Regions from separate parts of the Mus musculus genome. Here region 2 is linked to region 1. A link is a loop called in an ENCODE intact Hi-C map of the cell type or tissue named here. Cell type or tissue: gastrocnemius. All regions are shown on one strand. Links, peaks and the distances in the headings refer to the core of each region. The heading gives the core; the rest is flanking DNA.

Region 1 (11,057 bases), core at 3,464-5,963:
ACATACATTCATACATACATACATACAAACCAAACAACAGAAACACTACAAGGCCAGCAGGATGGCTCATTTGGTACAGGAGTTGCTGAAAAGCCTGATGCCCTGAATTCAACCCCTGGAACTCGCAGTGTAGAAACAACTTCTGCAAACTGTGTGTCCTGAGATGTGCACACACACACACATGTGTACACACACAGACACAAAGTGTAAAACAAATGCATACCATCTGTCTGCTGCTGGGTATTCCTTCTCTCTCTTCTCCTTGCTCCAGAAAACATTCTTTTCCCTTTGTTCTATTTAATTTACATGAATTAAAATATTTTGGTGCTGAGGGTGTAGCTCAGTGATAGTGTGCTTACCCACCCTAAGCAAAAACCCACATTTAATTCTCAGTTCTACAAAAATAATGAATCAATAAAGACACACTGGCCAGCAACATGGCTCAGCAGGTAAAGGCACTTTCCATCACGGCTGATGTCCTAAGTCTGAGCTCAAGACACACATGGTGGAAGACCAGAGCTAACTCACAAGTCCTCTGATCTCCACACATACACTATGGCATGCAAACACACACACACATACACAAAAATAAAATGAAATAAAAAACTTTATTTAGAAAGAAGAATTAGAAGATTGTTTGCAGACATGAAGAGCAAGAGGCCACTGGTAGGAGAAATAAAACAAGGCTAAGTCTCAACTTCCAAACTACTAAATAAATAATAATGCCTGCCTCAGCCTATAAAGATTAAAAAATGAAACTAAAGTTCATGCTTTCAGACCAAAACTCTATTGTCTACTTTATATATTAACAGAATTGGTTTTTCTGTATCTAAATTTTAATAATATCTGACATAGATGGGAAGTTCAGGGTCATCTTCAGCTACATAGAAAGTTTAAAACCAGCCTGGGGTACACAAGACACAGTGTCTCAAAACACAGAATAATCCAACTGCACTCACGTCCTGATAAGAAGATAATCTTTAGAATCATCCATAAAGCCAGTAAGTTGTGGTGTGTATCCACAGACTTGAGCTCTGTATCTGAGGCGGCTAATGCTACCTTCACTTGAAACAAAACCCACACGCACCACATGTAACTATTTAAAGGTGCGTACTACATTCTGAAGCATGTGAGATCCTTCAAAACTATACAGAGATTTTTTATTACCTATTTCTGTCTGTTCATTTGCTTTTGAGAAAGATCTCATGTATCCCAAGCTGGTCTCAAACTTGCCATGTGGTAGTCAAGGATGACTTTAATGTCAATTTCTAATCCTCCTGCCTCCACCTCTTGGGTGCTGGGATTACAGTCATGCACCATCATACTTAATTTTATCTGTTGTTTCTTTTTTTTTTTAAAGATTGATCGATTGACTGATTGATTATATATAAGTACCCTGTAGCTGTCTTTAGACATACCAGAAGAGGGCATCAGATGGTTGTGAGGGCATCAGATGGTTGTGAGCCACCATGTGGTTGCTGGGATTTGAACTCATGACCCCTGGAAGAGCAGTCAGTGCTCTTAACCGCTGAGCCACCTCTCCAGCCCTTATCTGTTGTTTCTTAAGACAGGCTGGAGAAATAACAGCTCTTGTCGATTTTGTAGAGGACCAGGGTTGGATTCCCAGAGCTCATATGTGAGTAGCCTAGAACCGTCTGTAGTTCCAGTTCCAAGTAGGCTGAAGCTGAAGCCCTCTTCTGGCCTTCCGTGGCACCAGACATGCATAGTCACAGACATCTAAATTTTAAAAGCACAAGTCTAGGCTTCACTATTCTTGCCCATAACTTTAAAAAAAAAGAGCTAAAAACCAAATACACTAATATTTGTGTACAATATTTTAGATACACTATAATTCTGTGACCTAACCTGATCTCCATATCATGGTAATCCTCCTGCCTCAGCCTCCTAAGGGCTGGGATTTCAGAAGTGAGCCACACCTGGCTTGGCAGATTTTTATGTCTCTTCCCTTTCATTTTTTATAAAGAGCCTGCACACTGTCGCACAGCAGTTAACTGAGCCACTGAAGACACGGACAAAGTCCTTAACGAAGTAGTTTGCACCTGACGCTCTAAAATGACAATTCGGCTGATGTCAAGAGTCAAGGCATCTGGGCAGACAAAAGTAGAGAAAGTTTGTTTGCATTTTTTGGTTTGTTTCCTTGTTTGTTTGTTTGTTGTTTTGTTTTGTTCTGCTTTTCCCCTTTTGGTTTACAAATGGGCTGGCAGGTATTTCCTAAACTTTTGAGATTTTATGTGTGTAGGTGTTATATGTATGTCTGTTTACCACATTAGTCAACGTACATAGAGGCCAGAAGAGAGCATTGAATCTCCTAGAACTATAGTTACAAGCAGTTGTTAGCCACACTGTAGGTGAAGTCAGCTCCTCTGAAGAATATCAAATTCTCTTAACTGCTAAGCCCATTCTGTCTGCTGCTTTGTTTGTTTGGTGGTGTAGGGCTCAAGTTCAAACCCAGGGCTCCCAAAGTTCTAGGCAAGAAAGAGCTCTGGCACTTTAACTTCCCAGGCCACTTCAGGCTTTGGGTTTTGTTTTGTTTTATTTTTTTTAATTATTATTTATTTGTTTAAGGATTTGTTCATTTGATTTATGTGCACAGGTGTTTGCTTCCGTGAGTTTATGTGTACCATGTGTGAGCAAGAGCCCTGGGATGGCAGGACTGTACATTTAGACTTCTAAGACTGAAGTACTGAGCTGTCACGTGGGTTCCAGGAACTGAACCCAGGTCCCCTGTAACAGCAGCAAGCACTCTTAAGCACCAAGCCATCTTTCAAGCTTATCAGAAGCCAACAGTAAGAGCAAACTTCCTCCTGGGAGCCACATGGAAATGTGGGCACCCTTTCTCTTACTGTCAAGGTCACTGAGCTTAACTGTTAACATAAGGGCTTTTTAAAAAATACTTCAGGCTGGAGAGATGGCTCAGAGGTTAAGAGCACTGACTGCTCTTCCAAAGGTCCTGAGTTCAGGTCCCATCGACCACATGCTGGCTCACCATCACCCATGATGAGATTTGACGCCCTCTTGTGGTGTGTCTGAAGACAGCTACAGTGTACATAGATATAATAATAAATAAATCTTTAAAAAATACTTCAAAAGCTCCTAAAGAGGTTGGGCATGTGACATCTGTGAAATAGAAGACTGTGGATCTGGAGTCCAAGGTCATCCTTAGTCACACAAAAGTCTGGGGCGAACCTGGGTTACGCTCCACCTTGGTTAAAGAGAGAGAGAGAGAGAGAGAGATTGAGAGAGAGAGAGAGAGAGAGAGAAACAAAAACAGCCCCTTCAGGGTGCTGGATTCCTAATAACCTGCTACGCTTATCTCAAGTGAAATAACAAATATCCAGGAGTCTGACATAGTTTCCTGTCCTAGGTACTGGGTCTTTTCCATGTCACCTACCCAGACCAAGCCCTGGGACCTAAGGTGTGGGCTACCTGCAGCAAACTGTAATTACTTACTCACTGAAGGCAAAAGTACAATTAACCTATTATCAAACCTCTTCCTAGAACCCAGTAACAGTGACCAGCATAACCCCTCTAAATACCTGATAACGAGCTGACAGTTCATTAAAATGGCAGGTCCCAGTGAAGCCAAACCAGTCACTGTCCTAGGAAGGAGCGTCAATGTGCTCTTTCTATATTTCACAGTCTTAGAGAGACAAAAGTCCACGTGCAAAGATAACTAATATTTATTACTGTTTAAACATTGTACAGAAAGAATACTCCATTGAAAAGATAGCAGACTAAGAAACTCTTTTGCAGACTCTGAAAAGGCGAGCTTCGAAGGGCAGCTAGACAAAAAGAACTAAGGGTTTAAAGCCTGCTTACTTTTCACGTCTGTGTTCTTCGTTTCGTCACCACTCTCGGGGCAGCACTGGCAGAAAAACAGGTGTGGCAAACAAGTTAGACTGAAGTAAGTGGAATTCATACAGCGCTCCGAAAGGTCCCATACTGACGGGCGGAGAGGTCCTAGGCGCCTCTCCCAGGGGCATGCCTGACACTACTGCCACCTTCCCAGAGGTCTGGACCACCTCCCCAGGGTCCGAGTTACTCTGCCCGGGCACCGAGGCCACTTTCCCGCCAACTCTCAAAACTGTCATCTTCTGGGACATCGGACATTGCACTGTGACTACCTCCCCAGGGACTCCCTTGCCTGCTTCCGGCCGTGGGAACCACCGCCAAACCACTTCCAAGGTAACCTGTCCCCGGGGCGGAGGTGGGGTCTGTGCCACCTCGCAGGGTCACCAGCGTCCCTTCCCCGGGTTTCCAGGGACGCCTCACCGGGGCTGCCGGCACTTCGCCGATATCGTCAGCCGCAAGCATCCTGCCTCCGCACGAATTCTGGATTCCATGCACCGCCAGCCCGGCCTGCAGAGTCCGGCTAGGGAACACACAGACTGGGCGACCAGACCAGCCTTCTGGGACGCAGGGTTGAGCGCCACCTCGACTTCCTATCACCGACTCTCTGGTTCCGTTCTCTTGGCCTAGAGAGGCATATCTGCGCGCCGCTGTCCTGTTCTGTGGCGCCCCCTGCTGGTTGGATGTCATGTTGGCCGCTCAGGGAACCTGGCAGCCCTACTGCTTCCCAGGCTGCTGAGTTCTGTGCAGGAGCTCTCTCCACTTCTTTGGAGTTACTAAAAATAAAATTCGGCCCTGGCATGGTGTCTCACACTTGGAATTCCACCGTTTGGGAGGTGAAGGCGGGAAAACCAGTAGTTCAAAGTCAACTCCAGCTACACACTGAATTCAAGGAGGGGAGAGGAAGGAGGGGAGGAGAAAATACTCATGATACCCTTAGGATGGTGAGCCACAAGTCGGGAGCGGAGGCGGGAAGATTGCCACTAGTCCCTGCCAGCTTGCTCTATAAAGTGAATTCGGTATCAGCTAGAACAACACCTATCTCAAAATGGCTCAGCGCATAAAAGCATTTGCCACCAAGACACCGGAGTTCCATACTTGGCCCACGTGGTACTAGGTAGGAGTGTCAAAGTGCTCTTTCTATATTTCACAGTCTTAGAGAGACAAAAGTCTACGTGCAAAGGTAACTAATATTTATTTATTTATTTATTTATTTATTTATTTATTTATTTATTTATTTATTTTTGGTTTTTCGAGACAAGGTTTCTCTGTGTAGCCCTGGCTGTCTTGGAACTCACTCTGTAGACCAGGCTGGCCTCGAACTCAGAAATCCGCCTGCCTCAGCCTGTAACTAATAGTTATTACTGTTTAAGCGTTGTACAGAAAAAAATACTCCATTTAAAAGGTAGGGACTAAGTAACCTCTTTTGTAGACTCAAGAGTAAGCTTTGAAGGACAGCTAGACAAAAGGAACACTCCTTCATATATTTTCGAACTGGAAGGTCCAGATCTGTTTGTAGGAGGGTTGAAACATTCTGGGAGTCAGACAGAGAAAGAGCACTCAAAATCTGGCATCCAGTTTGCTGGGCAAAGCCCCCTAAACCTCTACTGTTTTCCAGGGAGGAGGAACTGAATTACTTAGAAGCAAGGGATAGGTAGAGAACATGGAAATTTGACAGGCAAACCCTGGAAGGCAATGCCTTTGAGACCAAACAAATGGGGAGAAAACAGAAAAAAAAAAAACAACAAGCAAACAAACAAACAAAAATCTTTAGAGGAAACAGAAACTACTCCGTGAGAAGAAAACTCACTGAGGTGTAGACATACATGCAGACAAAACACCCATACACATAAAATGAAAAAAAATAAATAAATAAGAGCCGGGTATGGTGGTGCATGCCTTTTATCCCACAACTCAGGAGGCAGAGGCAGGTGAATCTTTATGAATTCAAGGCCAGCCTCATCTACATAGTGAGTTGAAGGATAGACAGAGCTATATAGTGAAACCCCGTATAAACAAACAGACAGACAGACAAACAGGATCTGGAGAGATGGCTTCAGCAACTAAGAGTACTAGCAGCTCTTTCAGAGAATCCAGGTTCACTTTCTAGCACCCACGCAGCAGCTGACAGCTCTCTGTCTGTAACTCAATTCTAGGGTATCTGACTCTCTCTCTGAACTCTCTGGACACCAGACACACACCTGGTATACAGTCACACATACAGGCAAACATCCACACACTTTAAAAAATAAAAATAATAAAATTTAAAAATTTAAAATTAAAACAGGATCTAGGCTATATTATACCATATAGCTGTATCTGAGTCTGCTGACCTTAGGACATTAAGGTATTAATTTACCCTAGCCCCAAGAATGTGCAGCTGTACAAGAATTAGTGAAATGGGCTAGGCATGATGCCACAAGTTTATAATTGCAGTGCTTTTGAGACTGAGGGAGGAGGCTCTTGAATTTGGGATTAGCCTGGGCTATATACTGAGCATCTATCTTAAAAAGGAAAAAAAAACAGAAAGAAAGAATTAATAAAATGATTAAAGACAAATGAAAGAATTTAGGTAGGTAACTACAGAGAATAATCTTAGAGGAAGACAATGTAGAAGCCACAAGTCTGAACTAAATATATGTGACTGTAGTGATTTGAATAAGAATGCCCCCATAGGTTCATGTGTGCGAATACTTGGTCTCCAGTTGATAGAACTGTTTGGGAAGCATTAGGAGGAGTGGCCTTGTTGGAGGAGGTGTGGCCTTGTTGGACAAGGTTGTCACAGTCAGTTGGCTTTGAAGTTTCAAAAGCCCACACCATTCCTGACTTTCTCCGCTGTGTACTTGTGGACAAAGATGTGTGCTCCCAGCTGCTGCCTACCTACCAGCTGCCAGGATTACTGTGGACACACCCTCTGAAACTGTAAGACCCAATAAACTCTTCTTTCTATAATTTCCTTTGGAGGTGGTGTCTCATCATAGCAGTAGGACAGTAACTAAGAAGTGACTCATTTAGCTGGATCTTTCTACTAAATCCATATTTTAAAAGCAAGTGTGGGACTCAGGAGACAGTTTAGTCAATACAGTGGGGACCTGTGTTCAGATCCTGCTAGTCATGTAGAAAGCTGGTCACAGCAGATCTGTGTAATCCAAGCAGTAGAGAGACAGAGATAAGATCTTTCGACTTGCCAGCTAACCAGTCCAGTTGAGCTCCAGGATCAATGAAAATTATTTACAAAAAGTAGGGTGAAGGGGCCATGGAGATGGATCGGAGGTAAGGGCACTTGCCAAGCAAGCCTGACGACTTGGCTTCCGTCCCCAGAAACCATGTAAGGTAGAAGGAGAGGACCAGCTTCTGCAGACTATGCTCCAGCCTCCACATGTACGCATGCCCACATCATAAACACACAATAATAATAAGTAACTAAGGTAGAGAGTGAAAGCGGAAAGCACCATGATGGGCCTCAGGTCTCCACAAACTCAGAACTGTACATGGACCTTAGTTTTTGATATTTTGATGGTCTTAGGCAACCCCTTGAAAGGGCCACTGGAACCCCAAGGGGTTAAGGAACTACTGATTGACACCGTTCAGAGTTCCAGTCAGGGAACGATGCTGGTCCTGTACGATTACAATGAACCCAGTCAGGATAGTCCAGCATAGGCATGACCAGGGCTTGTCTCCAAGGTAATTCTAGACTCTGTCAAATTGACAACACTAATCATCACATATGCAAACCTCACATATGTAAAACACATGGTTACAACAAACACCACACACACACACACACACACACACACACACGTCTAAGAGGAATACAAAGATCTGAAATAACAGGATTTTGTTTGTTTTGGTTTGGTTTTCTTTTTCTTTTTTTTTTTTTCTATTTTGTTTTTTCAAGACAGGGTTTCTCTGTATAGCCCTGGCTGTCCTGAAACTCACTCTGTAGACCAGGCTGGCCTCGAACTCAGAAATCTACCTGCTTCTGCTTCCCAAGTGCTGGGATTAACGGTGTGTACCATTACTGCCCAGGTTTTTGTTTGTTTGTTTAAAAAAAACCAAAACAACAGGGTCTTACCTAGGCCATGTTTACCTGGGATTCCTTACATATCCCAAAGTGCCCTTAAGTTTCTGATCCTTCTGTCCATATCACCTGAGTGCTTGGATTATGGGCTTTTGACTCTCCACAAATCTTGATTTATTTTATTATATTTTATTTTACCCTGAGTTGAAATCTGGCAAAATATTAGACCTGAAATGCTATGGAATGCTTTGATTTGGTCAGTTGGCTACTTGAAGCATGAGAAGAAAAATATATTTTATTTTTCTTTACGCCAAAGCATTAACCAGCTATGATGGAATCTTCTTGAAGACAGTCCTCCTGGGGAGCTGTCAAAGGTAAGAAACCCATTCTATTAATATGCACTATTAACCATAGCTGTGAAAGAAGCTCCCATTTAAGCACAATTAACAACTAATAAGGTAGTCTCTGTTTTTGAAGTCCTAAAGGTTTCTTTGCATAAGGCAAGTCACTTCCCAGGCGCCGATGGGCGGAGCGTCCTCGGGAGCGGAGGGCCGGTGGAGCGGGCCCCGCCCCGGGGCGTGGTCGGCGCGGCGCAGCGCCGCACGTGTGCGAGCCCGGCGGCTGGTGGGATAACCCGTCCCTGTGCGTCTCCACGCGGTGCAGCCTGTGCTGGTCGGCGCTGGCCGCCGCCTCCTGCGAGTCACCGCCGCCGCCCTCCCGCGTCCCGAGCCGAGCGTCCTCTTCTCCGCTCGGCCCGCGCCCTCAGGCTCCCGGTAAGTGCTCTGCTTTGCGGCGTGGCCCCAGGCCTCCGGAGAGGCGCGCGGCCGGGGAGGGAGGGCGGCCGTGGTCGCAGCTCGCGCTGCTCCCTGTTTCTCCGCCGCCAGCTCCACCTTCCCCGCTTGTCTTATTTCTGCTCCACGCACCCGGATCCTTGATCCCGGACCCCTAGTTCCCGATCCATGCTCCCCGATCCCGGCTATTCGCCCTGATCCCCGCCGTTCGTTAAGCGGCGCCGCGTCCCGATCCTCTGGCCGCGCCGCTGTGGGCTAGAACCTTCTTTTTCCACTTCTTCCTTGCTTTGTGGTGCCTCAGGCACTCCCCAAACTCAATTCCCTGTTAGAAAAACAAACCAGCCTTCCCCCGGTCCTGCTCAGCGCTCCCAGATCGTCCGAGCAGCCTGCACTGGTCCCGGCCTGGTGCTGGGTACTGGGCGCAGATGTTTTACTTGCTGGGCAGGCCTTAAGGGCCGCTGCTCTTCTCAACCACGGAGAAGCGATCAGGCTGACGTCTGGGGTCTTTTCTCCAACCTCTGCTGGGTGACAGTGCAGGCTACTTATTCTGTGGTCCATACCACCAAGCCCTTCACTGAGGGGCCTTTAAAATGGCCAGCACATGGTTATTGCTCTTAATTACTGCCAGTCAAGGAAGAAGGGTTTAGTTCAAGGCCATTTCTTTAAAAAAGAGATCTCTAAAATATAGGTGCTACTTTGTTTTGTTCCCACTCTTAAACAACAACAAAAATCTGTGGCCATCCGTAAAACACTATGCCTCAATGTCAGGGCAATGGTTTTACTAACGAAGGAGCTGTCAAATATCAGACTGTTCACTGTAGTGAGAAAGAGGGGAAACTATGTGCAGTCATTAGCAAATAACCAACAGTCAGAATTTGTTAACTTAACAAGTTTATTTGAATACATAAACCTCTTTTGTCTTGAGATAGGACTTACTATGTAGACCAGGCTGGCTTGAACTAGAGACACAAGTCTTTCTCAGCCTTTTGAGTGCTGCCCTTATAGGAGAGGGACGGCCACTTGAGTTCCCCTCTGAACATCTCTCTCTCTCTCTCTCTCTCTCTCTCTCTCTCTCTCTCTCTCTCTCTCTCTCTCTCTCTCTCTCTCTCTCTCTTTGGGGGAAGGGTTGAGGCAGAGTCTCTCTGTTATGTGGACTGTCAGTCCTGGAATTCTCTATGTAGACCAGGCTGGCCTGGAGCTGCTAGGCTTGGGTCAGTGCCAGCGTTCAGCACTCGTGTAGGAGGCTGGTTTGATCCAGGGCACCGATGAGCCTGGGATTTGGCGGCATGTCTGTTACCCCATTTCCTAGCTGGGATCTTTGCAGGCTCTGTTCTGCCCCCATGGAGCTCACACAATTTTCAGGTCTACTTTTTTCAAGTCTTTAAAACACCTTTACGGGGGCTTTACCTCAGGCCACCCCATTCTCTGCTTCTAAATGGCTGGCCTGTCCTAATACTGGGTTTGTTTGTTTGTTTGTTTGTTTGCAGCACCGAAGACTGAACTTAGGGCATGCTAGACAAATGTTCTGCTTCTGAGCACATCCCCCACAAATTTATTTGGTTTTTAAAAATATCCTTAAGTAGGTTGTAATCTTGTTTGGTTGCAAGAAGTCTTCCATCTTTCTCCAGTGTCTACCCAGGACATACTTAATAAATGTTAGAGTAGATGACTCTGATAGACGTAATAATTTTTTCAGATTAGGATGTGGAGTGAGTTTTGCCATTAAAGTAAGTAATGCCTGCTGTTTCAGGCCTAAGCAGGAGTATCACAGGTTCAAAACCTGCCTGGGTTACATTAACAAAGGCTTTCTAAGCATCTTAGCAAGACCCTGTCTCAAAGCGAGAACAGGACAGTGTAGTTCATTGTTAGCATGCTTGTTTATCATGCCCAGCACTTCATGAGACCCTGTCTCAAAAAACAAACTTCTAAAAGAGCAAACCGTGGTTATGATATCAAGAATCAAAAGCTGAGTAAGAAGTGTCTTAGGGACGTGGTGTGGTGGCACACATCTTAAATTCCAGCTCTTAGGAAGCAGAGGCAATTGGACAGCCAGGGCTGTGTAGGGAGACCCTATCTGACTCCCAAGATCTGGTGTTCCTTTTGCATCTGGGAGCGAGGTGGGTGGTCTGACTGTAAAGTCCCTGAGGCAGGCTGCATGCATGGCTTTTGCTGGCTGTGCTTGCCTGTGTGCTGAGAGTTGTGGCCTCTGGACAGGTATCAGGCTCTCCTGGTTGCTGATTATTTGGAGCCCGGTACTGTAATTACCCCTACTTGGTGGTTGCTCAGGTGGTCATGTGTCTGCTGTGGAGTAAGATCTGCCAAGTCTTAGAATTTGCTTTAATTTTATTACCTAATATGGCTGTTCCTGGTTTTTC
Region 2 (11,057 bases), core at 3,067-5,566, 74 kb after region 1:
TTAGGGTTTTACTGCTATGAACAGACACCATGACCAAAGCAACATTATAAGGACAATATTTAATTGGGGATGGCTTACAGGTTTAGTCCATTATCATCAAGTCAGGAACATGGCAGCATCCAGGCATCAAGGACTAGGGTATTAAAGCCCATGCCCACAGAGACACACCTACTCCAAGGACACACCTATTCCAAAATAAGGCCTATTCCAACAAGGCCACACCTCCAAATAGTGCCACTCTCTGGGTCAAGAATATACAAACTGCCCGGTGGTTGTGGCACATGCCTTTAATCCCAGCACTTGGGAGGCAGAGGCAAGCAGATTTCTGAGTTCGAGGCCAGCCTGGTCTACAGAGTGAGTTCTAGGACAGCCAGGGCTACACGGAGAAACTCTGTCTCGAAAAAAAATATATATATACCTAAAATAAACAACTGCAGTCTGACTGCCAAAGTTTTGTCAGCGCTGGCCACCTAGTCCTGTGGAGCTGACCTGCCTTGTATCCTCACCTCCCAAGGCTCTTCTCTCTGCTGCCCATGCAGGCTGCAGAGACCTCTGCAGGGCGGGGAGGACTGGAAGGCCCACAGGGACTTGCTGGTGAAGACTCTAGCTGATAGAACTTGTCTCAAAAAATAAGGTGGAGAATAATTGAGGGAAAGAAACACCAACCTCTGACCTCCACGTGCATGGGCAACACGAGCACAAACACAAAGACACTCACATACACATACTGAGAAACAAATAGAGAAATTATTTAAGGTGCCTACAGATATGTTCCTGTGTTGGGGTCTAAAAATCCAAAACAACCCAAGCAGGTACAAGAGTCCCCCCAAAGCAAGATCTTTATTTGAATTAGGCAGCAAAAATCGACCAGTCAGGAACAGCAGCACAGACTCTGTCTGACTGAGTCTTCGAACATCTTAGTAAGTATTTAAGCAGATGACAAAGATGTATTGCACTCGGGTTGCTGCTGATCAATCAGGGCCATAGAAGAGACTCAGGAACTGAACTGCAACCCCAAGCCAGAATGGTATGGGGCTTTTAAGCTTGAAATCCATAAATGGCTGTGCTAAGTTATCCCACCAATCAGGACTTAGGGGTAGGGGACTTCCTTAAGAGCACATCTTTGTGGTGCACTTACTCTGTTCCTGCAGGACTCAACTGCAGCGTTCATGTTGAAGTGCACTCACCTAGCATCCATGTTTCTACTCACCAAGCAGGAAGTCAGTTACCCAGGGAGGTCTTGGGAACTTAAACTTTGAGTTAAGGCCTGTTCCAAATGGCTTCAGTTGGTTCCTTCTTACACCACTGTCTTCTGGATTCTCCACTTGCGTTCCCACACGCAATGGATGAGTGGGGTCTGGGGTGCAGGCGTTTTGATAAGTGTGTAAGTGGTACGATGGTGGTGTCTTACTTTTCAGTTCCTCAGTGGCTTGTGACGCTTAACATACCAAGAGCACACAAAGAGTAGGCAACTCTTTTGAGGGCTGTTGCTATAAGGAGAAATAAAAGGTGGCTTACTTGAGGCAGGATGTAGCAGGAATTTAATGGCGGATGTTTTGGTCTGTTTGGTTGGCTTACGTTTGTTTTTACATGGCTAGAGAGATGGTTTGCCGCTTAAACAGTGTTCTGTTCTTGTAGAGGACCTGAATTTAGTTCCCAGCATTCAACTCAGGAGGCTCACAGCTGTCTGTGAGTCCAGCTCCAGGGCAGGCATTCTCTTGGCTCACAAACAAGCCTAGCTGCTGAGAACAGGCAAGCTGTCCTGGGAGAGACCTGTACATAGCAAACTAATAACCCTAATTAGAAATGCACCCAACTGGGGTGACCACTTAAAAATAAATAATGCCTGCTTTTGCTTTCTGTTCTCACTCTGTTCTCTTATCCTGCTTCTTCCTCCCCCATGAAAGGCAGCCTTCCCTGGGTTCCCAGTGAGAGACAGAGAGAGAATGAAGGGTTGTGGACTATCTTAGATCCTCATCAACAATTTTACATCAATGCAGAATCTTACTGAATTCTTCTCTGGAAGGCGATGAGGAAATCCTCAGCCGGAGCCCAGAACGTGATCTAGCAGAGTGTGGAGCTGGGGATAGACCGTCCCTAATCCTAACAGCGCGGAACACTGCTAATGCCCTGGAATTCCTGCAGTACACATAGTTCACTCAGCAACAAAAATTGCTGGGTTCTAGGGCATGAATGCTCAGTTACTGTGTATCAGACATCTACGTTACCATTCATAGCACTAGCACAGGTGAAATTTAGCTGGAAAATAATTTTATGGTTGGGGGGTCACCACAACATGAGGAACTGTATTAAAGGGTCAGCATTAGGAAGGTTGAGAATCACTGCTATGCATATACATGACAGAGTATTATTCCTTGGTGCCATTTCTTCTTCTGTGAGGTGAGCAAGATCTTGCTATCCAACCAGGTTGGCCTTGGTCTTCAGACTGCCCTGGGTCACAGGCATCCAGAACACAGTGACATCTACCTTTATTCAAATCTACTCCAGACTCTGGGCAGAATTTTTGGCTCTCACTAAAGAAGGAAATTCTTCTCAGGTGCTCACTGGCCCCTTAGGACAACTCTGCTTTGGACAGCCTCAGGTCCAGCTTGCTTCCATGGGGAAACACTGGGTTTGGGCTTGACTGAGGGATGTCTCTCATAGTCTCAGGCACTGGAATGCTTGGTACCCACACAGTGGCACTATTTGGGAGGCCTTGGAGGAAGTTGGCTCTAGAGATGGGTTTTAAGAGTCTAAAGACTTTGTGATTCCTAAATCTCTCTCTACTTTGTGCTTCCAGCTCAAGGTGTGAGCTCTCAGCTTCCTGTTCCTCCTGCCATGCCTTAACTCTGCCAACATGGATTCAGGGACTAAGTCCACACAAGCTCTTCTGTAAGGTATCTTGGCCATGGTGGTTTTCATACAACAATGGAAAAATGACCCCCACACACCTCCAACACTAGTCATAGTATTCAGCACAAAACACAAATTCTATCCTTCTAACTCAAATGGTCTCAACTCCATTTAGTAGAACACCTTAAATTTCAAAATTCCAGGGACAAATTGTGGGTAAAAGAAAATATTTGTAAAAGTAGGGCAGAGGGCTGGACAGATGGTTCAGTGGTTAAGAGCACTGACTCCTCTTCTGTAGGTCCTGAGTTCAAACCCCAGCAACCACATGGTGGCTCACAACCATCTGGAATGAGATTTGACGCCCTCTTCTGGTGTCTGAAGACAGCTACAGTGTACTTACATAAAATAAATAAAGAAATCTTTTTAAAAAAACAAATTAGGGCAGAGGATCCTGGGTGTGGCCCCACAATGTTTCTTTGGCTTGTAGACCACCCTAGAGGAAGGCATGGGATTGTGTGATTTCCTGCCTCCCACTCTTAACTCCTCCCCTTTGTTCTCTCTCTGGAGAACTCCTGCTTTAGAAGAGAATGTAAACTCTTCGGGTGATGGGAACATTGGTTTGCCTCATGAGTTTATAAATGTCTAGCAAAAAAGTCCCTAAACTCAGGCATCATGACTAAGATGTTCACCATGACATCCCTCACCACCTGAGTAATTCGACAGCTACTGAGCTACTGTGTGCAAGTCCTTAGGAGATGCTAGCCTTAACCACTGGGAGGACTCAATCCCTTCTTGTCAGTCATTATGCTAGGTTCCTGGGCTGCCTTAACAAAGCCCTTAATGGCTTCCACGGAATCGCCAGATCAGCGCTGGCAGCCAGAAGTCCAAAATCAAGGTATCAGCTGAACCAACTGCTTCTGAACACCACTGAAGGGATCTTTCCTGTGTCTTCCCACACAGTGGTCACAATCCTGGGCACTCCTGGCCATGTAGTCGCTTCTCTCCCTTCTCCTTTGTCACTCATTATCGGTTTATGTCTTCCTTTGTTAGAAGGACAGTTGCTTTTAGTAAAGAGGGTCCACCTTACAGGGTGGTGGCTCATGCCTTTAACCCCAGCACTGGGGAGGCAGAGGCAAGTGGATCTGAGAGTTCGAGCCCAGCCTGGTCAAAGAGGGAGTGCTAGGACAGCCAGGGCTTCATGGAGAAACACTATGGGGGGGGGGGGAGGGATAAAACAAACCAAAACCAAACAAACAAAAAAACAAGACAAACCCCAAAATATCCCAGCCTGATTCTGACAGGCACAGGTGCCTCCTGGGTGAAAATGCACAGCCAGTAGTGGGATTTTTAGGCATGGGGTCCTCTCCTTGTACCAGCCCCTCTTAAGAGAGTCCACTCCACTCTCCATGATGTCTCAGTTTTCTTAAGAGGAGGAAATTTCGTTACATATGGGTCTTCAAATAAAAATAAGCACAAAAGGATGTGGGTCAATTAAAAGTACCAAATTCAATATATGACTGAGAAGCACGGGGAGAAGAAAAAGAAATCCCCAAGTGATGTGGCTCCAAGATGCTCCTCTAACCTTCAGAGAGGTGACATATTCCACAGTCAGGCCAGTGAGTGGTACCGCTGCCCTGGGGTAGGGGCAGGCTGGGAGGCTCTGGTGCCGCCAGGGGACACGCTAGGGCCGGCGCTGGAGTCAGGCGGGAACGGGGGAAGGGGCGGGCAGGAGGGGCGCTGGGCCACTCTGGTTGGCTGAGCCCCGGTGCTCAATGTCCGGTCGGTTTTAAACTCGGTCCCGCCCTGGCGCCCTGCTCTTCCGCCGCGGCGCGCTCCTGGTAAGTACTCTCACCATTGCGAGTCCCAGGACCACGCCACGTGGCCTCGGAGATTTTCACGGCGCTCGCCCGTGGCGCGGGTCCCTGCCCATACGCGTCCCTTCTGTGTGGGACAGGAGATCGGCCTTGCGCTGCCCGGATTTGTCCCCTCCCAGGTGGAGGCGCGGCGTCCGGACGGCCCGGGTCCTGGGCACACTCGGGGCTTCCCGCCCGCCCAAGACTCGGATGACAGGGACATCGCCTATTTAGGAAGCGAATGAGATCAGAGCTCGGAAAGTAACAGGAGGCAGGATAATCCCAGTGTCAGCAAGGACAGGGGTAATTTCGCCCACTCAAGCGCGTCCTCGCCGCCGCACGTGTCCTTTAAATGCCGCTTGGCACAGAGGCTGGGCTTTTTGTTTTGTGCTCGTTTGTTTTAAGGTTTGAGGGTATATTCAGGCGGATACCTGCAAGCGAGTCCAGCAGGGACCTCTGCCTAAAGGACCTGGATTACCCTACTGCTGACACAGACCCAGCCTGTCTGGGTTTTGGGTCCTGGGAGAAATCTGAGCGACTGGATTAGCACTTAAGCAAGGCAACCTCTAAACCATGATTTAGGAATCGTGAATTGGAATTCCTAAGACCGGGTATAGGTGTTCAGCGAGCACCCTGGAGTCCTCCCTGTTTAAGAGGTGGCTGGTTGAGACACCAATTAAACGTAAATATCAGGGTTGGAGAGATGACTCAGAGTACTGACAGCTCTTCTAGAGTTCCCGAGTTAAATTCTCAGCAACCACATGGTGGCTCACAACCATCTGTAATGAGATCTGATGCCCTCTTCTGGTGTTGTCTGGAGATAGCAACAGTGCACTCATATAGAAGAAATAAATCTTTTTAAAAGATTATTTGATTATTGAGACAGATTGTCATGCTGGCCCAGAGAATATTTGTGCTCTAGGACCCTAAGTATTGGCATTTATGGACATAAGCCACTGTACCTGGTAAAGGGCATTTTAGAGGAAGAATAGGCTTGTGGGCTCTTGTAAACAAGTTCCCTGCGAGGTAGTTTTCTTTCCGTTAGAGGTTAGGGTTCTGCTGAGCCCCTTCGAGAGTGAAGGGCAGCATGAGCCAGCTTCTAAGGTGAGGAATTATTTTTCCCTTCCTCATTCAGGCTCAGGAGACACATCTGATGCTGCTTCTGGTTTTGAAATCAGAGACAATGTTTCACTTTCTTAAAGGAAGAGTACCGCTATTACCTGCAGTACTATTTGCCTCTAAACATTAAGAGTTTTTGGCTTCTGGGGTGGAAACAGTGGGAAAGATGGCCCAGAGGCAATAAAATGGACTCCAGCTGTCAGCAGTATGAAGATCAGAGCTCTGTGCAGGAATAAATGCTAGTCAGAGGCAGGCCTTCCATCATCAGATGCAGCTAGGAGCCACCAGGAAGGTCCTTTCTGAAGGAAGCTGTGGCTGCTGCTTGTAACAGTGCTGGTTCTTTTTTCTTTTGAGCAGATGAGTGCTGTGTCCAGGATGATCATGAATTCAAGGTATGTGTTAGATGGCAAGTTTGGCTTTCCAGGCATAATTCCAGGAACAGTTCTTGGCCAAGGATGAGAACTCTAACCTGACAGGATACGCTGCTGTGATGGGTTAAAGGATTTACCTGAGGCCAACAGAACAGGCAGGAATTTAATGCAGTCACCCCATGTCTTTTTAAAGTAGATGAGGGTTTGGAGAATGGAGTGAGAGGGCTTAGCAGTGCCAAGCCCGTTACCTTTGATTCTGGGACCTGGTGGAGAGAGAGCCAGCCCTCTAGAGTTATTCTTGCACCTTCATGTGTGTGCTAGCACACGTGTGTGCACACTCAAAATAATAAATGTAATAAATGGGAGCGTTGGTGAATGTTTAATACTTAGAGGGAAATATGGCTTTGCACTTAAAAATTGTGTTCAAGCCGGGTATGGTGGCGCGCGCCTTTAATCCCAGAACTTGGGAGGCAGAGGCAGGTGGATTCTGAGTTTAAGGCCAGCCTGGACTACAAAGTGAGCTCCAGTACAGGCAGGGCTACACAGAGAAACCCTCTCTCAAAAAAAACAAATAAAATAACAATTGTGTTCAAACATTTCTGGGTAGTACATTAAGGGTTCTGTTTATACAAAAAGATAGTTAATATCAACATAGTCTACACATGGGTGTGTTTCTTAATTATCTCATTGTTGCCGGTCTAATCATCTCTGTGACATCTCTTATGCAGCTCTGGAGCTTGAGGTGAACTGGTCCGACTTCCAGAAGAGAAGGTAGGCATCTGTGTGTAGAGTCAAGATTTTTTTTTATGTGTTTTTTTAAAAATATTTATTTACTATTTTTATATGTAAGTACACTGTAACTGTCTTCAGACACACTAGGAGAGGGTGTCAGATGTCATTAAGGATGGTTGTGAGCCTCCATGTGGTTGCTGGGATTTGAACTCAGGATCTTCGGAAGAGCAGTCAGTGCTCTTAACCACTGAGCCGTCTCTCCAGCCCTAGAGTCAAGGTTTTAGGTTACTTTGTCCCCTTCATAGCAGGAACGGATGAATTTTGAGGCATTCTCATTGCATATAGAGAACATGAGAATTTTGTGTCTGTCGAACTAAATTCCATTATTTGGTTTTCTATGTGTCAGCCCTACTCTGAAACATGCCACAATATTAACATGAGAGATCTTTTGAAAAATTTGGCTTTATTTATAAAATCTTTACTTTTATGTTTTGCCTGCATGTCTGTTCCATATGTGTGCAGTGCCCATGGAGGCCAGAAGAGGGCATCAAGAAATTTTTTTGAAAATTTTAGTTTTATTTATAAAACTTTTATATGTTTTGCCTGCATGTCTGTACCATGTGTGTGCAGTGCCTGTGGAGTCCAGAAGAGGGCATCAAATCCCCCTGGAATTGGAGTTACACTTGGTTGCTAGGAATTGAACCTAACTCCAAGAAGAGCAGGCAGCCAGGGCTCCTAATTGCTGAGCCCTAAGCTTTGGCAACTCAGAATTGTCCAACACATAGTTGAGAGATCTAGTCCTCCCAGAAGAGTGAGTTGTATGGTCGGATCCATTTGGTGTCCTGGCTTAATACCCACCATGTGTACTCTAGCTGTAGCTGGATTGAGCAAATAGCCTATGTGATTTAAACTACCATGTTGATGCCTCATTATGTTCAAATGCTCTGTAGAGAAATGAGGCAAATGAAGCAAAAAGTTAATGTTTTCAGAGAATTCATAATTCTAAGTAAAAGTCTTGAATATATGGAGTGAAAGAGCTTTACATTGTCCACGATGATGCGCTGTGGCGCTCCCAGGCATGAGCAGAGTAAACTTGACAACTATGGTCTGGTGGGGGTGAGGTGGTGGCCACAGTCTCACCAGATCTTCATCCAACTGGTGAAAGACCCCACCATAAGGCTTAGCAAGCTAGCTGCAGTAACGCCATTTTGCAAGGCATGAAAAAGTACCAGAGCTGAGTTCTCAAAAGTTACAAGGAAGTTTAGTTAAAAAAAATAAGGCTGAATAATACTGAGACAGAGGCCAAACAGGATATCTGTGGTCAAGCACCTGGGCCCCGGCTCAGGGCCAAGAACAGATGGTACTCAGATAAAGCGAAACTAGCAACAGTTTCTGGAAAGTCCCACCTCAGTTTCAGGTTCCCCAAATGACCGGGAAATACCCCAAGCCTTATTTAAACTAACCAATCAGCTCGCTTCTCGCTTCTGTACCCGCGCTTTTTGCCCCCCAGCCCTAGCCCTATAAAAAGGGTAGGAACTCCACACTCGGCGCGCCAGTCACCCGATAGACTGAGTCGCCCGGGTACCCGTGTTCCCAATAAAGCCTTTTGCTGTTTGCATCCGAATCGTGGTCTCGCTGATCCTTGGGAGGGTCTCCTCAGAGTAATTGACTGCCCAGCTCGGGGGTCTTTCATTTGGGGGCTCGTCCGGGATCCGGAGACCCCCGCCCAGGGACCACCGACCCACCGTCGGGAGGTAAGCTGGCCAGCGATCGTTTTGTCTCCATCTCTGTCTTTGTGCGTGTGTGTGTGTGCCGGCATCTAATCTTTGCGCCTGCGTCTGAATCTGTACTAGTTAGCTAACTAGATCTGTATCTGGCGGTTCCGTGGAAGAACTGACGAGTTCGTATTCCCGGCCGCAGCCCTGGGAGACGTCTCAGAGGCATCGGGGGCCATTTTTGTGGCCCAATCTGTATCTGAGAACCCGACCCGTTTCGGATTCTTTGGAGCTTCTCCATTAACCGAAGGATACGTGGTTCTATTGGGCGGCGAGGGGCCAAAACGCTCCTCTCCTCCATCTGAATTTTTGCTTTCGGTTTTTCGCCAAAACCGCGCCGCGCGTCTTGTCTGTCTCAGTGTTGTTTTGTCATTTGTCTGTTCGTTATTGTTTTGGACCGTTTCTAAAAATATGGGACAGACCGTAACCACTCCTTTAAGTCTGACCCTTGAACACTGGGGAGACGTCCAGCGCATTGCGTCCAACCAGTCCGTGGATGTCAAGAAGAGACGCTGGGTCACCTTCTGCTCTGCCGAGTGGCCAACTTTCGATGTGGGGTGGCCACAAGATGGTACTTTTAATTTGGACATTATTTTACAGGTTAAATCTAAGGTGTTCTCTCCCGGTCCCCACGGACACCCGGATCAGGTCCCATACATTGTCACCTGGGAGGCTATTGCCTATGAACCCCCTTCGTGGGTCAAACCTTTTGTCTCTCCCAAACTCTCCCTCTCTCCAACCGCTCCCATCCTCCCATCCGGTCCTTCGACCCAACCTCCGCCCCGATCTGCCCTTTACCCCGCTCTTACCCCCTCTATAAAACCCAGACCTTCTAAACCTCAGGTTCTCTCCGATAACGGCGGACCTCTCATTGACCTTCTCACAGAAGACCCTCCGCCGTACGGAGAACAGGGACCGTCCTCCCCTGACGGGGATGGCGACAGAGAAGAGGCCACCTCCACTTCTGAGATTCCTGCCCCCTCTCCCATGGTGTCTCGCCTGCGGGGCAAAAGAGACCCCCCCGCGGCAGATTCCACCACCTCTCGGGCTTTCCCACTCCGTTTGGGGGGTAATGGTCAGTTACAGTACTGGCCGTTTTCCTCCTCTGATCTATATAACTGGAAAAATAATAACCCTTCCTTTTCTGAAGATCCAGGTAAATTGACCGCCTTAATTGAGTCTGTCCTCACCACCCACCAACCCACCTGGGACGACTGTCAGCAATTGTTGGGGACTCTGCTGACAGGAGAAGAAAAGCAGCGGGTGCTCCTAGAGGCCAGAAAGGCAGTCCGGGGCAACGATGGACGCCCCACCCAGTTGCCTAATGAAGTCAATTCCGCCTTCCCCCTTGAACGTCCCGATTGGGATTATACAACCCCTGAAGGTAGGAACCACCTAGTTCTCTATCGCCAGTTGCTCTTAGCGGGTCTCCAAAACGCGGGCCGAAGCCCCACCAATTTGGCCAAGGTAAAAGGAATAACCCAGGGACCTAATGAGTCTCCCTCAGCCTTCTTAGAGAGACTCAAGGAGGCCTATCGCAGGTACACTCCTTATGACCCTGAGGACCCAGGGCAAGAAACCAATGTGTCCATGTCATTTATCTGGCAGTCCGCTCCGGACATCGGTCGGAAGTTAGAGCGGTTAGAAGATCTAAAAAGCAAGACCTTAGGAGATTTAGTGAGGGAAGCTGAAAAGATCTTTAATAAGCGGGAGACCCCGGAAGAAAGAGAGGAACGTATCAGGAGAGAAACAGAGGAAAAAGAAGAGCGCCGTAGGGCAGAGGATGAGCAGAGAGAGAAAGAAAGGGACCGCAGAAGACAAAGAGAAATGAGCAAGCTCTTGGCCACTGTAGTTACTGGTCAGAGACAGGATAGACAGGGGGGAGAGCGAAGGAGGCCCCAACTTGATAAGGACCAATGCGCTTACTGCAAAGAAAAGGGACACTGGGCTAAGGATTGCCCAAAGAAGCCACGAGGCCCCCGAGGACCGAGGCCCCAGACCTCCCTCCTGACCTTAGATGACTAGGGAGGTCAGGGTCAGGAGCCCCCCCCTGAACCCAGGATAACCCTCACAGTCGGGGGGCAACCAGTCACCTTCCTGGTAGATACTGGGGCCCAACACTCCGTGCTGACCCAAAATCCTGGACCCCTAAGTGACAGGTCTGCCTGGGTCCAAGGGGCTACTGGAGGAAAGCGGTATCGCTGGACCACAGATCGCAAGGTACACCTGGCTACCGGTAAGGTCACTCACTCTTTCCTCCATGTGCCAGACTGCCCCTATCCTTTGCTAGGAAGAGACTTGTTGACTAAACTAAAAGCCCAGATCCACTTCGAGGGATCAGGAGCTCAGATTGT

What was found. A loop is a pair of places that touch in the nucleus more often than their neighbours do. Peaks named below come from ENCODE experiments on the same cell type or tissue, not always from the same donor. Only the 100,000 strongest peaks of a DNase experiment are listed, where the experiment ranks them.
Region 2: it touches region 1 in a loop (18-fold over the local background); 2 of 42 quality-filtered maps call a loop at or near these places.

The regions. Positions count from the first base shown.
Region 1 is chr5:23,781,119-23,792,175 of GRCm38, reverse strand. Rint1 (RAD50 interactor 1) reads right to left here and starts at 4,465. Exons shown (of 15, transcript NM_177323.4): 1 at 4,294-4,465; 2 at 3,841-3,886. The coding sequence starts at 4,335. It overlaps Pus7 (pseudouridylate synthase 7), which reads left to right and starts at 8,465. Exons shown (of 16, transcript NM_178403.5): 1 at 8,465-8,664. In gastrocnemius, for the core only: a CTCF peak has its summit at 4,548 (motif pointing left); DNase peaks (open chromatin) are centred at 4,518 and 4,830; H3K4me3 peaks cover 1,517 bases; H3K27ac peaks cover 1,232 bases.
Region 2 is chr5:23,706,276-23,717,332 of GRCm38, reverse strand. It overlaps AI506816 (expressed sequence AI506816), which reads left to right and starts at 4,666. Exons shown (of 5, transcript NR_015554.2): 1 at 4,666-4,691; 2 at 6,183-6,217; 3 at 6,925-6,967. It overlaps Gm50451 (a small nucleolar RNA gene), which reads left to right and starts at 6,272; the gene lies at 6,272-6,342. In gastrocnemius, for the core only: CTCF peaks have their summits at 4,492 and 5,513 (motif pointing left); DNase peaks (open chromatin) are centred at 4,594 and 5,445; H3K4me3 peaks cover 1,490 bases; H3K27ac peaks cover 1,465 bases.